3 separate regions of the Homo sapiens genome follow, and regions 1 and 3 are each linked to region 2. A link is an interaction called in ENCODE POLR2A ChIA-PET data of the cell type or tissue named here. Cell type or tissue: A673. All regions are shown on one strand. Links, peaks and the distances in the headings refer to the core of each region. The heading gives the core; the rest is flanking DNA.

What was found. Peaks named below come from ENCODE experiments on the same cell type or tissue, not always from the same donor. Only the 100,000 strongest peaks of a DNase experiment are listed, where the experiment ranks them.
Region 1: POLR2A ChIA-PET joins it to region 2 with 9 read pairs; 2 of 35 experiments call an interaction of 5 or more read pairs at or near these places.
Region 3: POLR2A ChIA-PET joins it to region 2 with 11 read pairs; 1 of 35 experiments calls an interaction of 5 or more read pairs at or near these places.

The regions. Positions count from the first base shown.
Region 1 is chr4:164,202,078-164,207,483 of GRCh38, forward strand. The region is part of intron 1 of MARCHF1 (membrane associated ring-CH-type finger 1); the gene reads right to left. Among named protein-coding and RNA genes, the nearest start is that of MARCHF1, 180 kb to the right of the region's middle. In A673, for the core only: no CTCF peak of the experiment used is centred there; a DNase peak (open chromatin) is centred at 2,594; H3K27ac peaks cover 882 bases.
Region 2 is chr4:164,133,340-164,138,745 of GRCh38, forward strand. All of the region lies in intron 1 of MARCHF1 (membrane associated ring-CH-type finger 1), which reads right to left. Among named protein-coding and RNA genes, the nearest start is that of MARCHF1, 250 kb to the right of the region's middle. In A673, for the core only: no CTCF peak of the experiment used is centred there; a DNase peak (open chromatin) is centred at 3,102; H3K27ac peaks cover 2,178 bases.
Region 3 is chr4:164,478,797-164,484,202 of GRCh38, forward strand. No RefSeq gene overlaps it. Among named protein-coding and RNA genes, the nearest start is that of MARCHF1, 97 kb to the left of the region's middle. In A673, for the core only: no CTCF peak of the experiment used is centred there; DNase peaks (open chromatin) are centred at 2,985, 3,155 and 4,185; H3K27ac peaks cover 4,215 bases.

The sequences.
Region 1 (5,406 bases), core at 209-5,208, 69 kb after region 2:
GGAAGAAAAACATGCAAAACATTATGCTATGTGTTTATGAGAGTTACATAAGAAAAAGTTTCAGTACGGGAGCCAAGAGCTTAGGGAGCTGACCTTGATTTAGAGATCAGGAAAGCTTGCCCAAGAAACTGTCATTACATTTAGATGATTCGAAGGATGAACAGGCATTGTCTAAGCTAAGGAGATGGTGGAGGGAGAGTTCCAGTCAGAGGACATAATCTATACCAAAACCCAAAAGTGAGAGAATGCAGTAGATATTATGAACCATAAAATGTTCCATATGACTGTATCTTAGAGTGTAAGGGGCAAAAGTGGCGTGAAATATGGTTGCAGAGGCAGGAAGAAGTTATGGAGTATGTTGGTAAGGAAATAAAACACTTAAAGCAGAAGAGTGGTATAAAATAATTTGTATTTTTAAAAGACTAGAATGTGTAAAAAGTTAATTTTCAAAAAAACCCTTATCAGGCAGATTTTGTTATTATCCCCATTATATATGTTAGAAAATCAAAGCTTAGGCTGTTTCAGAAACCTGTTCAAGGCATAGCTAGTACTCAAACCAGGATTTAAATCAAATTTGATTTGATTAAAGTCCATGATTTCCCACTACGCCTTGCTGCTTTATAATTTGCTAGTTCTTTCTGCTGTATCTACACAATGGTAGTCATAGTTCTCGAATATTTCCTACTATTTGCTTACGCCATTTCATAAAACATAAAAGCATCCTTCAAGATACTGGGAACATGAATTTTCTTATCAAACTATAGTAACCCCTGTAGTGGGACAATATTTTGAGGTAGTCAATGTAATGTTTACTCTCTTAGTTCCTTTTGACCTATATCCATCCACCATTAAACCAAAATGGTGAAACACATACAAATGTACACACACATATGTACAAGCACAGAGAAAGGGAGAAAGAGAGAGAGAGAGAGAGAGAAATAACAGAGTAGATTGAGTTTCTGATTTTGGAGCTGTTCGCCCCCTCTCTCTCCTTGATATAGACAATAGTAATGAAAGCCCTGGATTTCAGTGCCTAGAATCAGACACCCATTGAGGTTTTATGGGATTTTTAGAGCTTTATTGTAAAAATCACATTTTAAACATTGGCAGACTCAAACAGCTTATATTAACCACAGGGAAGGAAGGATGTATAATAATGAAGCAATTTTATTGGACATTCAGGTAAGAGAAAGAAGGAAAGAGAGGGATAGGGGTGTGTGGCTGTGTAGGAGAAAGAGAGAGAGAGATAGAGAGAGGGAGAAACTTATTTTGTTAATTTGGCTCATTCTATTGTGGAGGATTGGTAAATCGAAAATCTAATGGGGTAGCCTGGCAGCCTGGAGACTCAGCAAAGAGTTGCAGTTCAAGTCTAAAGGCTGTCTATTGGTCTTGTTCCTTCTTACTCCATGGAAGATAGTCTTTTGTTCGATTGCAGTCTTGAAATGATTGAATGAAACCCACCTACATTAAGGAGGGTAATCTGCTTTACTCAAAGTCCAGCTGTTTCAATGTTAATTTTACTACCCTCACCCTGTGCCAAAAAAACAAAACAAAACAAACCTTCATAGAAACATCCAGAATAATGTTTGACCAAATATGGGCACAATGCCCCAGCCAAGTTGACATATAATATATCCGTCACTGAAGGACTTTGAAAATAGTAGAGATTTGCCTGACCTTCAATCTGGACTCTACGGAAAACACCCTCGCTTGAGAGTAGACATCATTGTGAAGTAACCTTGAGAAGAAAGTAAAAGAAACAAAAAAGCTGAGACTGAACTAAAAATGGGAAGTAACTGGGTTACAATTGTAAAATGTGTTTTATTCTACTATCATGTTTAAAAACAGATCTACAGAAAAGTTAACTTTAATTATAAGGAATAAAAATATGTATTCACACATCTGATTTACATTTGTAATTCTAAAATTATGACTTCACTGTAGTGTTCTGGGCATCACTCTACTAGTACCCAGTCCCTCTATTAGAAATGTTTGGATGTGATTTCTTTTTTCCCTACTATATATGAGAAACAGGCTTGATTATGTTTCTCTGTCTAAGCATAGTTGATAGATAGGTGCTAAATTGAAGTACGTGGCGTGAAGTCTCATCAAACGTCAAAAATTCTCAGATTTAACGTCATTTCATCAAAGTAAAAAACAACAAACTGATAGTTCACCATTTTGAACATGGTTAAAAGTAGAACAAATATTAGAAATCAACATATAAGAGCAGTCAAATAAAAAAACTGTTTTTCACTTACAAAAATTGTTTTGGATGAGTAATGTTTTCCTTCAGATTTTGGACACGTACCTCCACAAAAGAATCCATTTTTAAAAAATCACGACTTTAGTTTTTGCTCTTTGAGACAGCCAGGCAAAGGGAAAATAATATGAGCTTTTTACATTGTGTGAGTCACATTTTACTGTAAGTACAGAACATATTTTGCCAGTGAAAAATGACATTAAATGTGTCATTCTTTGTTCAGTAGCAATGACCCAGTTATAGCTAACCATTTTGTGTGAAAAACTTTGTGCCTAATGAAATATGCAAGAAGCTCCTCTGATTCAGAAACCCTGGAATCCTGAAAATGCATACTATGACAGGCATCAGGAAGCTGGTAATGGTTGAGGCTGTGAAAAGAATGTCAAAGGTAATGCTGAAGGTGTCAAAAGACAATTCAGAGCCAAGTACTGAGAATTTTCTCAGCAGTGACACTTCCAGCCTTATTCAGCTTCATCAGAAGGTAATTTCTTCAAGGCCTTGTAAACTTAAATGGGAGCATTAAATATTTAATTTTACAATTACAACATTAAATTCTCTTGCCATTTCAGCATTTTGATGTCTCTGTACAATCAAAAAACCTAATTTCTTTTAGTATAAACAGTTAAATAAAATAGTATTCAATTATTTTTAAACTAAAATGATCCAAATGCAGTGAACATTTTCTTTGAGAGAATGTCTTAATTCTTATATAGTGTTTTACTGTATCCATTCCTTTGATTTACTGAGTTTAAATCTACTATTCTTATTTTAATCCTATATAAACACTTTATTCTTAATCCCATAGAAAAGACTGATACCTAAGAATTCATTTCATTGTTAGTAATTGACAGAAAAGAAAACAATCTATGTATAATGATCACATTCTGCCACTAAGTAATGATGAGAGCTTGTATTTACTGAGCAGTCAATATGTCCTCAAACTGTGCAAAGAACTTTACTTATTTTATTTGCTGTTTATAAAACATAATAGTATAGGCACTATTGACACTTGTATTTGAAAAACTAAAATAAGGCTTATGTAGGATAAGTTGCCCAGAGTCATATAGTGGAACCTGGGCTTGAACTCTGGAAACTCCAGCGCAAACTCGCTACTATAAACAGTTTTGCTGGGGAATAAACTAACAGGAAACAGGCATGTCCATCATCCTCAATTGATTGCCTAAGAAAAAGAAAGATTTTAAAGTTTCCTATTTAATTTAAAATAACCAAAATTGTTCTAAATGAGTAATCAACATAGGTTCTATCAATTTAGTGATAGTATGAAGATGTAATTTCTGTTTGTTTTCTTTGAAATACTTGCTAGAAATTTGAAATATTTGTTATTTCTTTGCTCTTACTACCCAAGGTTGAGCCACAGTTGTCTATTTAAAAAAAAAAAATTTCTCTAACTATTCTTGAATTTAATTTAACCTAGAGTACTATATCTCTACAACCATAAAAAATAGTGAAAAATAATTTGTAAGGTAGCCAAAGAAAGGAAAATCTAACTGAACTAAACAATTTGATAAAATTTTTCAGAATGATATACGTCACAGTAATATCTTCTGAGCAGTATACAATTAAACTCAAACTGCATTAACAATGACCATTAATAATAGGCTCAGCTTTAATAATATGAAACAAAAACTACATTCAAAAAATACCTGAAATTGTAAATGACCCACTCTATTAATCTATTCTATTCTATTTGGTATTCTTAGATTTCTACTTCTGAAGACTAAAAGTAACATGACATCCCATCCCCGAGTTATCTTTGTTAAAAAGTGAAAATGAAAAATAATAAATTTTATTTTGGCCAGGCGCGGTGGCTCATGCTTGCAATCCCAGCACTTTGGGAGGCTCAGGCAGGCAGATCACCTGAGGTCAGGAGTTCGAGACCAGCCTGGCCAACATGGCGAAATCCCGTCTCTACTAAAAATACAAAAATTAGCCGGGCACGATAGCAGTTGCCCGTAATCCCAGCTACTCGGGAGGCTGAGGCAGGAGAATCTCTTGAACCCAGGAGGTGGAGGTTGCAGTGAGCCAAGGTCATGCCATTGTACTCCAGCCTGGGCAACAACAGCAAAACTCAGTCATAAATAAATAAATAAATTTTATTTCATAATACACAAACCAAACTAAAGCTTTTTACTATTTTTTAATTTTTTTATTGAATGGGCCAAAGTTGTTCCAAAAAACTTGTTCATTAAAACACAAATTAAAAGAAGCTTCAGTTTCTAAAATTTGGAAGTGCTTTGTTACATCAGACATCAAACTAAGAATTAAAAAGGTAAGAGGAAAAAATTTCAGTCCATTGACTTACTGTAATACAGTCTCTACATTCACCTTTGTTTCAAGTAAAAAAGGAAGAATATTTTATTTTCAAAGACTATAAACCTAACTTTGAATTGGGGTCTCACTCCTTTGAAGATTCCTTATTACGTAACTATAAGATATTCAAATATATATTGGGAATTAGTCACTATACTTAATAATTTTATTTAATAATTGTAAATCAATAACAAAGGAAAAAACTCTGTAAACAGTAGAGAAAAACCAAGTTTTAAATTATAATTAACAAGTATGATAATACTAAAAAAATTGTATTAATTTTATCATTAAAATTTACCATAAATACTAAATAAAAGTGATGATATAATAGTAACAGGGGATATTGACTGAGAATTTACTACGATGTAGGCACTGCTCTAAGCATTTATTGTATAAACTCTTTTAACAATAGAAAGTTCTTTTCCTCATTGATATTTTTGCAGGTGAGGAAGGGGTAATAGAAGCCATTATTAAGAAGTGAAGAGTAGTAATATATACCAAGATAAGTCATCATTATTTTGTGTTTTACAATGCATAAAAACATTATTTCCTAATACATCTGTATAACATGATCTCCTGGTTACAGCACTGCCAATTTGGAAATGTTTAATCCATTGTGGGCCAATACATTCAATAGCTTTTTTCAATTTTTCATTTTAAGTTTATTCATTTATTCATTTGACAAGTATTTCTTGGAGGCCTACTGTGTTACAGGCACCGGCAGTGAATCCAGATGGGAAGAAAACAGGCAGTATTAAACCAATCACCACAACAATAAATGTATAAATATAAATTGTGATAGTTTCAATAAA
Region 2 (5,406 bases), core at 122-5,121:
GAATCCATGTACTCCAATCTAGCTTTTATCAAGAATAAAACTGACATTTTTATCTACTGTCATTGTGATTCCCTCTCTCTCTGAATTGGTTGTGAACTTGCACAAGAAAAATGGGTTATCATATTATTGAATTCAAAACCATTATAAAATTTATTTGAAGAAAAGTCTCATCACATTAAAATATAAGCACAAATATAAACACAAATCTACGGTGCAACAGAGAATGAAATCTTGCCTAAAGAGAAATGATACATTTGCACCTACATGAATTCTAATGACCAAAGATTAGTTATTGGTAACTTTACCAAAAATAAATTTTTAACCTAGGCTGTCGGTAAGTTCTGATAGAAACATAGCCCAAAAAAAGAACTAAAACTCTTAAAATTTGGTATGTGTTAGCAGAGCATCTGGCTGATCTCAGCAGTGGGCACTGCCCATCTACCTGCTAACTGCTAGTGGTCCCATTAACCCAGATGACCTACTGCACTTTGCAAAAAAGACACCAAGAGTAGCATAGGTCTGAAGAGAATCTGATTTACAGAGTCCACTTAATTCTGTCTCATTTTCTAAATAGATACTGTATTAGATAAAGATTATACTCTTCGCATATATGTCACTTTCTTAATTATATTGAAAATTTCTCAAAGTTATTTTATAACCCTAGCATAGTAACTTATAAGTAGTAGGTATTCAATTAAAGTTTTGTTTTCAAAGTCATTCTCACTTAATAATTAGTTACAACTTTTGCCTTTTTGGTGCCATTATATATTTTTTAATCTTTCTAAAAATCTTTTTAGTCAGATATTACAAAGAAAGTTCATAAATAGGTCACAGAAAGCAATTTCTCCATTTACCTCCAAATTGTTTTCCAAACACATTACTACAAGAGGGTGGTCATTGATCTTGCTCTGCAAGAACAATTGATTGGTTGCCAGTGTTTCTACAATCCCAAGGGTTATTTTAAAACTCAGGTAATTTTCATTATGCTAAAATGCATTCTCATTTAAATTTCTGTTGGCTGCTGAAAGCAGTACTTGTTAAGAGAAATTTCATTTACTTTTCCTGAGAGAATACATGCATCCTTGAAGAATACATTACATTTTCTCTGCTATCTAAGTCATTATCTGGTGGTAAAAATGCTGCTTAGTAATATTAACTCATTTAGGTTACTAAGACATTCTTTAGTGCATGTCTCCTGCTAATTTGAAACCAAGGGCATTTCCTGACTGGCATTTATTTATATTCCTTCTGACGTCACACTCGCCCTCACTCCACAATATTCAATATACTCTGGAAATAAACTTAAGAAATAGACATGACTGATAACATTTGCTTCCAAGGAGGAGACCTGAGGACTGTATACTGGTATAAAAGAGAGAATTACTTTTGTCTTTTCTCTCCTTTTTTTAACTCCTTGAGCTTCTTTTAGCATATGTTACCAACTTAAAAAAATACGAGATTCAAAGCACAAAAACAAGTATTATGGAGTCTGTCAGAGAATCAGTCTTAGTAAAAAAAAAAAAAAATTGCTTAAGTTTAATTGAGCAACTATATCTCTAAACAAGTAAAGTGTGGAGCAAGTTGACCTGCATCTGGACAATATCGTCAAAATTAGGCAGGATAATGGGTATCCATGATACTTCCTTCACATTTTATTTTGTCCTTTGAAGAATTTGCTTTGATCATTGTCTTTAAGATCCTCTTATTTAAATAAAAAGACATAGTCCTCCTGGTTGGTTATTAGTACACCTTGTGTCTTCTTTCTTACTTCTATTTTATGTAGAGCTTCCTTAGCTCCATGTAAATTAGAAATACTGGAGACACACTACGGTTCAGTTAAAACTATAGAGTTCTTCCATTTGGAAACACAACCCACAGCAATAAAGTACATTATATACAGAATTAGAGAACACTGCCTTTTAAAAATATTTGACACTGTTTTACCATGAGAGCCAATCAATAATTCAGTGAAGGATCTGCTTAAATTTTTAAAGCCATTGTATTAGTCCATTCTTATGCTGATACGAAGAAATACCCAAGACTGGGTAATTTATAAAGAAAAGAGGTTTAATTAACTCACAGTTCCACAGGGTTGGGGAGGCCTCAGAAAATTCACAATCATGGTGGAAGGGGAAGCAAACACATCCTTCTTCACATGGCAACAAGAAGGAGAAGAAGAATGAGAGAAGTGCAGAGAAGGGTGGAAAAGCCTGTCACAAAACCACCAGATCTCGTGAGAACTCACTCACTCTCATGAGAACATGGGGGAAAGGCCCCCATGATTCAATCACCTCCCACAAGGTCCTTCCCCCAACCTGTAGGGATTACAATTCAAGATGAGAATTGGCTGGGGACATAGAGCTAGACTATATCAGCCATCAACAAAAATAAGTTACTTAATGCATAACTGCATTTGATACTGATGGAGATAATTATTTAAAATATTCAAAGATGTGGTCTAAGAAATATCCACACCAGGATTATTGGAATTCCTTGTGAAAATGCAGAAACTTACGTTTTTCCTCAACTCAATAAATGAGAATGTTCAGGGGTCCACTTCAGGGGGATCTAGATTCTTCTAAAGGCCCAAAGGTAAATATTTTTTATACTTAAGCCCTAGAATAATAACTTTAGAAACTTTAGGTAAGAAAGACTACATCGATTTCTAGGTAGAAAAATGAAAAGATACAGAGAAAAGATACAGTTATACACATATTTTTTTCAATGATCAAATTTCCATTTTTTTTTTTCCTGTGCAGATCAGCATCAGTTTAAATATATCCTCACTGGGAGAGTGACGTTGACATGATGGCAGAATAGTTTCTACTATGTTCTTCTCACAGTGCACCGATTTGGACAAAAACCCACAGCAAGAGTGCCTTTGTAGGAGTCTAGGAGTCCAATCAGTAAGTTCCAGCAAACAGTTGAAGTGGAAAAAAAAAAAAAAAAAGCCAAGAATAGATGCATTGAAGAGGTAAGAAAAACAGTTTCACTTTACTTGCATCATCCTTCCTGCAGAGGGGCCCAGCTAAGTGCCAACAGATATCCCTTGGACTGAAACTCCTTCCACAAGGGAAAGTTAGAGGAGAGTGAGTGAGTAACCCAGCTTCCCCAGATATGTATAACACTGCTCAAGAGCCACCTCTTTCTTGCCCCACCAGAATACTCAGGGGCTCAGCAGAGCCGATTGGCTGGGAGCAGGGAAGAGAGTGGAGTACTGAAAGCAATTAGGCCTCCTGGAACTTAACAAAGAGCTGTGTATCTTACTCAGCAATTCAGGAACTCATCAGAAGGCTGCTTGGGACGCCTCAACCACGGAGCCTTTCAGCTGGCCCACCAGAGGCTGCAATGCTCCATGTCACCTGATGCCCCCCAAGGCTGGCTTCCCATGAACACACCTGGAATGTGAAGTTGAGAGTGGGCAGACAGAGCATGAGCAGTCCACCAACTCATGTTACCTGGGACGGTTAAAGTTATGTGTTTCCCTGACTATAATTATTCCCAAAGAAAGAATCAATGTAGTATGGAAGAGAAGAGGGGTAGGAAGAATGCGGTTTTGTGACATGGGGGTAGATATATCAAAAAAATTACACCATTTCAAAGCTTAGGAACACAGATGCAGACTTTTGACACATCAATTTCCCATGTATGAAAGAAGGATATGTTAAAGTTTTGTTAGGCCCCAAAGGATTGAAAGAAACGAATTGTCTAAACAATTTGTTCATATCTAAAGGGAAAAAACCAGTATTTTGAAATTTGAACATGCCAAGCTTTACCTTAGTCAAAAATATTGCTATTTTAATGTTGTCAATTCACATTCACAGCTCTTATTATTTGCCTAATAATTATTGTATTTTTTTGTCATTGGTATCTATCTTATGTTAATTCTGAAACATTTTCTAACTTTAAAATTGTCAGGATTTTCCTAAAGACTTTTCTTCTCCTTAACAGACAGCCTTGTTACTTACTAGACTGAAACTCCAGAATATGTCAAAAGGAGAACTAATCTTAGTAAAATAATTATGATAATATATTTCTATGATAGTAGGATAATAGAACATGACAGACAAAACTTGATGATAAAATGTATGGTAACATATTTCATGCAACATCAACAGAGTGATTTTTTTAAATAGCAGTAAGGAAAATTCAGCTATCAACCTGTTTTCACGATATTAGCGGAAAATGCGTTTCAGATTTTTCAGCCAAATGCTATGGATTAGGTTTATTGGGTTAACATCTAATAATAAAAGCTCTGTATGCTTTTTCAGGTTATATGAGAATATATTTTCCTAATAAAACATGTCATATATAAAAAAGAAACACATTAACCTCTTAATTTGGGGAATTACATTTAATAAAGTACACCATTAATAAAACAGTAAATTCCAGTATTATATCATTATAGAGTTTCCAGATTTTGGGAGAATATTTTCCCTTGTTATGATAGAACTAAAATCTTTAAGCCACCAAAGCAAGAAAAATAAAATAAAATACACATAGAAATGATAAAAAGTTGGTAAGAAGAACTGATAGCAGCAGATTTATTGTGAGGTTCTTTGAGCAAGTTGACCTGAAATGAGCACAAAGTAAGGGGCATGAAACCACATTTTTCCCTGGTGGTAATTTCTGAAATTTATTCATTGCTTTACTCCTTGGCTCATAGGTTCTTCCAGGTGTTTCTCACTGTAGTAATGACAAAGCCAAGGAAAGCTGTTTAGGGTCAAATTATCACAGTGGACCCCAGCAGCCAGTGAGCTGTTGGGAGGAGTGAGAGTATTTATGTTTATAACAGGACTTATTGGGCCAAATAAGACATTTTCATTTATTAAGTTCTTTTTCATCTGGTTTATTTTTTACTGATCTCTGGCATTACCTAGGTTTTTTTTTTCTTTTGCAATTGTAACGTTAAGTTTCTTTTTTTTTTTAATCCTGGAAAATAGAACACTTCTAAGCCTGCGTCAGCTTATTCTGTGGACTACTTAAGTTTGGCAGTATACATACCACAAAACTAAATCTTATAGGGGAGATAAAGGATTTCAAGAGTCAGTGAGCCAAAGAAGAGTGAGATCCTGTGACCAGAAGTAGGAGCAAGGGAGCTAGGCCTGACCTTGGAGTTTGAGATCACTTCCAAGAAGTAGGGCCTGGACTTTGAGATATAGGTGTTCTTGGAGGACTTGCATTAGTAGCAGGTTTTGGGCACTTACCAAATGGGGATATGCTAGGAGCAAATTAAGGAACGGGTATGGCCACAACTCAGTTGAAGCGGTATGGGCAGAACAGTGCAGAGTGTTAGTGCCAGCAGAAGCAAGTGTCAGTCATTATCACTCCTCTACTTGCCTTGGTGATCTCATGAGGGCTAAGAACTGAAGAGGGAGATTCATCACCTCATGTGGAGGCTTGTCC
Region 3 (5,406 bases), core at 209-5,208, 350 kb after region 2:
GCACAACTTAGCTGGTTCTCTTCTTTAGGGTTTTACTAGCCTGCAGTTTAAGTTCTGTCTGTGGCTGTAGTCTCCATAGAAGCTTGGCTGGAGAAGGATACACTTCCAAGTTCCCTTGGGTTTTGGCAGAATTGATTTCCTTGTGGCTGCAGAACTGAGGGCTTCAGTTTATTTCTGGAAACAGCTCTTAGTTCCTAAGGGTCATCCACAGTTTTTTGCCATGTGAACTCCAATACGGCAAGTTATTCAGGACAGCTTGCTTCTTCAAAACTCACAAAGGGTTGGGGGAGGGTCTCACTAGTATGTCCACTTTCAAGACAAAATCTTGTATAAATCGTAATAATCACGGTAATGACATCTGATCACTTTTGCCATATTCTACTGGCTAGAAGAAAGTAATACGTTCCACCCACACTCAAAAGAGGGGATTATTTATACAAGGACATGGATGAGATTTAAGGACCACCTTAAATCTGCCCACCACATAAATTTTATGTAGGGCTAAACTGAGCCTGAGTGATTCTTCGATCTTTCCAAGAAAATCAACATAAAACACATATTATAGAGATGTTTTAATTGGACTCACAGCATCCAATTAAAACAAAAAACCCCAGAACTTTAGAAAAAGCCAACTTTATTTTCATTGTTGAATTAGGTACTTCCAACATACATCTAAGTAAATTCTTGATTTTAAAAAAGGTAACTGATTTCCTTTAAAAAAGGAAAATATATTATTTATTTCAAGTCCCTGGAGTAAAGTTAATATTAAAAAATAGAATTGTTTTATTCTTACATACTTTATATTTAACATTTCTATATTAAATACTAAAAATAATCTTTTTATGACTAACCTCACAGGTTAAATGGGAAGCGGTGATCATTATTGGAAGTTGTAAATAAATCTAGATATAAGTTCTTAGGTTATCTATAGAGGAGAACATAGCACTATTACATATTAAACATCAAGAAATGGAATTAGTTAATTATTTAATGAACACTGCTGTGCTAGTAGACAAAGTCCCAACATGTTTATGGTTCTATGCATTGTTTGGAATGGAAGTTACTAGAAGACAAGTACTATTAAAGTAATATTTTCTTCCTTTTAACTCTTCTGGCTTTTTGCCTACGTTTTCTTATGATAGCTATTTCTTTACAGCTTGTCCTGTTGTGTGTTTGTGTATGCATGCACGTGGTTGTGTGTGTGTGTGTGAGTGTGTGTGTGTGTGTATTCTCTTCTACCAGAATGAAATAAATTTTTGGGCTGAACATATACTTATGTCATCTTTTCTCTTCCAAAATAGCATCCGTTAAGAGGTTGAATTGTGTCTGTCAAAAAAAAACCATGTTGAACTCCTAACTTATGGTACTTGTGAATGTGATCTTATTTGGAAAGTTTAGTTTTACAGAAGTAATTAAATTAAGATAAAGTCATTGGATTAGACCCAAATTCAATATAACTGGGGTCTTTACAAGAGGTAAAGAAGACGTCAAAATACAGACACACAGGCAGAATGCCATGAGACAACAGAAGCAGAGATTAGAGTGATGCAGTTGTAAACTGAAGAATGCCAACAATTGATGGTAACCATGAGAATCTAGGAACAAGCAAGGAAAGATTTTCCCCTACAGGTTTTAGAGGGAGCAGGGCCCTGCTGACACATTGATTTTGATCATTTAGCCTCCAGAACTGTTAAGACAATAAATTTCCGTTATTTTAAGTGACCTAGTTTGTGGTGATTTTGTGGCAGCCTTAGGAGACTCATACAACATCCAGCATATTTGTTGTGTTATACATGGGAAGCACTTAAGTAATATACCTTTAAAATGTATTGCAATTTTGGGCCCTCTAAAAATTTACTTTATTTCAATGAATATAAGATGACACCAGTTATATGATACAGCATTATTTTATATATTTTCTGAACTCCATCAGTTTCCACAAAACACTTGAATTTGTTTTCAAATAAAAGAATGGAATTGTGGTTATTCATGCAATAATGAATATTTGTTTCATTAAGAGTCTTATGGTCAGATGCAGTGGCTCGTTCCTGTAATCTGAACGCTTTGGGAGGCCGAGGTGGATATATAACCTGAGGTCAGGAGTTCAAGACCAGCCTAACCAACATGGTGAAATCCCATCTCTACTAAAAATACAAAAATTAGTCAGGCATGGTGGCAGGTGCCTACAATCCCAGCTACTCAGGAGGCTGAGGCATGAGAATCGCTTGAACCTGGGAGGTGGAGGTTGCAGTGAGCTGAAATCACGGCATTGCACTCCAGCCTGGGTGACAGAGTGAGACTCCGTCTCAAAAAAAAAAAAGTCTTACTGCAGTTTCTTTGCTTTTCTACATAACTTTTAATTGTAATGCCAAATCATAGATTAATATATTTTAAAGTTTTAAATATTGGGGTCTCACTCTGTCTATCCAGGCTGGAGTGTAGTGATACCATCATGGCTCACTGCAGCATTGAACTTCTGGGCTCAAGTGATCCCCCACCTCAGCCTCTTGAGCAGCTAGGACTACAGGCATGCACCACCACACCAGCTAATGTTTCAAAAATATTTTTAGAGATGGAGTCTTGCTATGTTGCTCACGCTGCTCTCAAAGTCCTACCCTCAAACAATCTCCTTTCTCAGCCTCTCAAGTCATTGTTATTATAGGCGTGAGCCATTGTGCCAGGCTTAGACATTTTAAATCACGATTAAACAATGTGTAGTATTGGCAATGCACAGAAGTACAGTGAAAGGACAATATGTACAGCCAGGACTTAATTCATGCACACACAAAGAATGACAAAGTCTCTTTGATGCATGACTGACAGTAGCTACAAGGCTCTGTAGATTTTACAATGCATCCCAGTTTCAGAGATGTTGAAATGTGAAAAACATATGTGTCTTAAAATGAATAAAACAAAGCAGTAGCGATAACAATGTGATAGCTACCATAGTGCTGCTCAGCTTGGGGGAAAAAGGGCTCCATATAGAAAACAAAGGATAATCCAAATCATAGTTTAAACATTATATTTCCCTGCTCATTTAAATTTACTACATTTTCTTTGAGGGGGCTAGAAACACCCATTTGAAGGCCAAGAAAAAGTTGAATCAATTTTGTTTCAACTTCATATAAAGTAGATTAGGATATTATTATAGAAAAAAGGAAGCAATTAAGGGGATGCCACTTTGGCAAGCAAGAAAGCTAAACAGAGAAAGAGAGAGAGAAAGAAAGAGAGGAAGGAAGGAAGGAAGAAGGAAGGAAGGAAGGAAGGAAGGAAGGAAGGAAGGAAGGAAGGCAGGCAGGCAGGCAGGCAGGCAGGCAAGCAAAGCAAAGCGGGCAGGGAAAGAAAGGGCACTGTTGAATAGAAATATAAAGTAACACTAGGATGCGGGTACATTACAACCTCTATTTTCCAAGTGAGGAACTGAAGCAGAGTTATTCAGATTGCCAGGAATACATGATTCGGGATGTACAGAGTAAAGATTTGAGCTCAGACCGCCTGAATTCAGAGTTCCCCCCAAGACCTCTATGCTAATCTGCCTTTGACCTTTGACAGGGAGTCAGAGGGAGGGTGGGGAGGGGCAGCTGTGTGTTTAAATCTAACAGAAAGGTCTTGTAAAAATTCTATCTACATTTATTCAAATAATAACAGGTTACTCCAGTACTATTGTTCACCAAGTTATTATTCTGACATGAGTAGTAGAAAGATCTCAACCATTTCCAAAATAATTTCTTATAATCATTAAAATTTTGGTCTTGATTTCTAAAAGCTGGGCACTTTAAACAGTTATTAAGGCCCTGGCTTCCTTATCTAAAAATAAATTAAGGGTCCTTTTTGCATTTTTATTATGTACCATATCTTAAAAATGTGTTCATGCATTCATTCATTCAACCAACATTGATTGAAACTCTATCATGTGGCATACATTGTGCCAAGGGATGTGCAAACAGCAGGAAACAACACAGCCAGGATGCCTGCCCTCACATAGCTTACTGTCTCATCTAGCAGTGAAGACAGACTTTAAACTCCAAAAGTAAGTACTTAGGTTTTAAACATTCACCTTTGCAGAGATTTGGGCTCACAAAAATAATCCTGAAAAAGCTGGAATGATGAAGTTTCTCAATGAAGCATTAAACAGATGGCTGTAACAAGTGCCATATCTGAGTTTGATCTTATGGCAACTGCAAAGATAGTGAATAACATCTGCAAGTGATTTCAAAGTAATAAAAACTGCTCTTGTTTAAAGATCTTCTGTGAATAGCTGCATTGCCTTCTCAAATTGGCAGTGCAGAAAGCTCTCTACAGAATAACATTATTTTGTTATGGAATCTTTATGAAGGAATAAGATCCACCCCAAAAGGAATGTATTAATTAGAGACAAACTGATCACTACTATTCTTAGATTTTAACCAATTAAGTCTTACAAATTTGATTATTTTAATTAGGGAAGATATTCTCAGAGGAATTTTGGTAGTTTTGGTCTGGAGAGCAAGAAGAGGAAAAAAGAGAGTTGGCAAAAAGACACGTAGCTGATGCAAGAAAATGTTTTAGAATAAAAATGTCAGATATTGAATTTTCAGTTTTCATGTGCTGCAAAATAAAGTTCTCTTAATCTCCCAACCCTTTATCAAAGTTGTTGCATGTTCAGAGACTTGACATGGGTGTGTGTGTGTGTGGATGTGTGTGTGTGTGTGTGCGCACATGCCTGCACGTGCCTGCGTGTGGGTGTGCATCAGATCAAAGAGGTTAAACTTCATGTTTAGATTGACTATCTAGGAATAAAGACAAAACAAAAAGCAAAACTTAAGTGGAGACAAAATGCCAGAGCCAGAGATGCCAGAGAAACACAACTGCACCCCACACAGATGCAGACCCAGACACAGACACACACACACTTCCAGAAATTTCCGGGAATTACGTATTTGCTTTAAAAAAAATGGATTCAAATCAAATTTATCTGTATCTATTCTAGCTCTTAAGGATTTATGTTACATAAGAATAGTTGAAAAAAATAAAAATAGTAGCTAACATCTGTCAAGAGCCTGCATTGTTATTTAATCCTCAGAGCTACGGAAGGTCAGTTGCTTCATCGCTATTTTACAGAAAGGGAAACTAAGAATGGTTCAATAAGATCACAAAAATAGGAAGGGCAAGGAGGAATCTTATCTCTATTGGACTCCAAAGTTTGTGGGTTTAACTCTGCTTAGCCTGAACAAGACCGGGGAAGAGCACAATCGCTTTCCTAAAATGGATAAAAACAGTCAGTCAACAAGAGGAACAAATCTTCTCTCCTATTCAGAGATAGATCCAGAAACAATTAATAAGCACTTTGGGGAGGAAGTTTTGTCTCCATATCAACAATTTCAGCCACTAGATCTTTCCAACTGTGGAACTGCCTAGGATATAAGG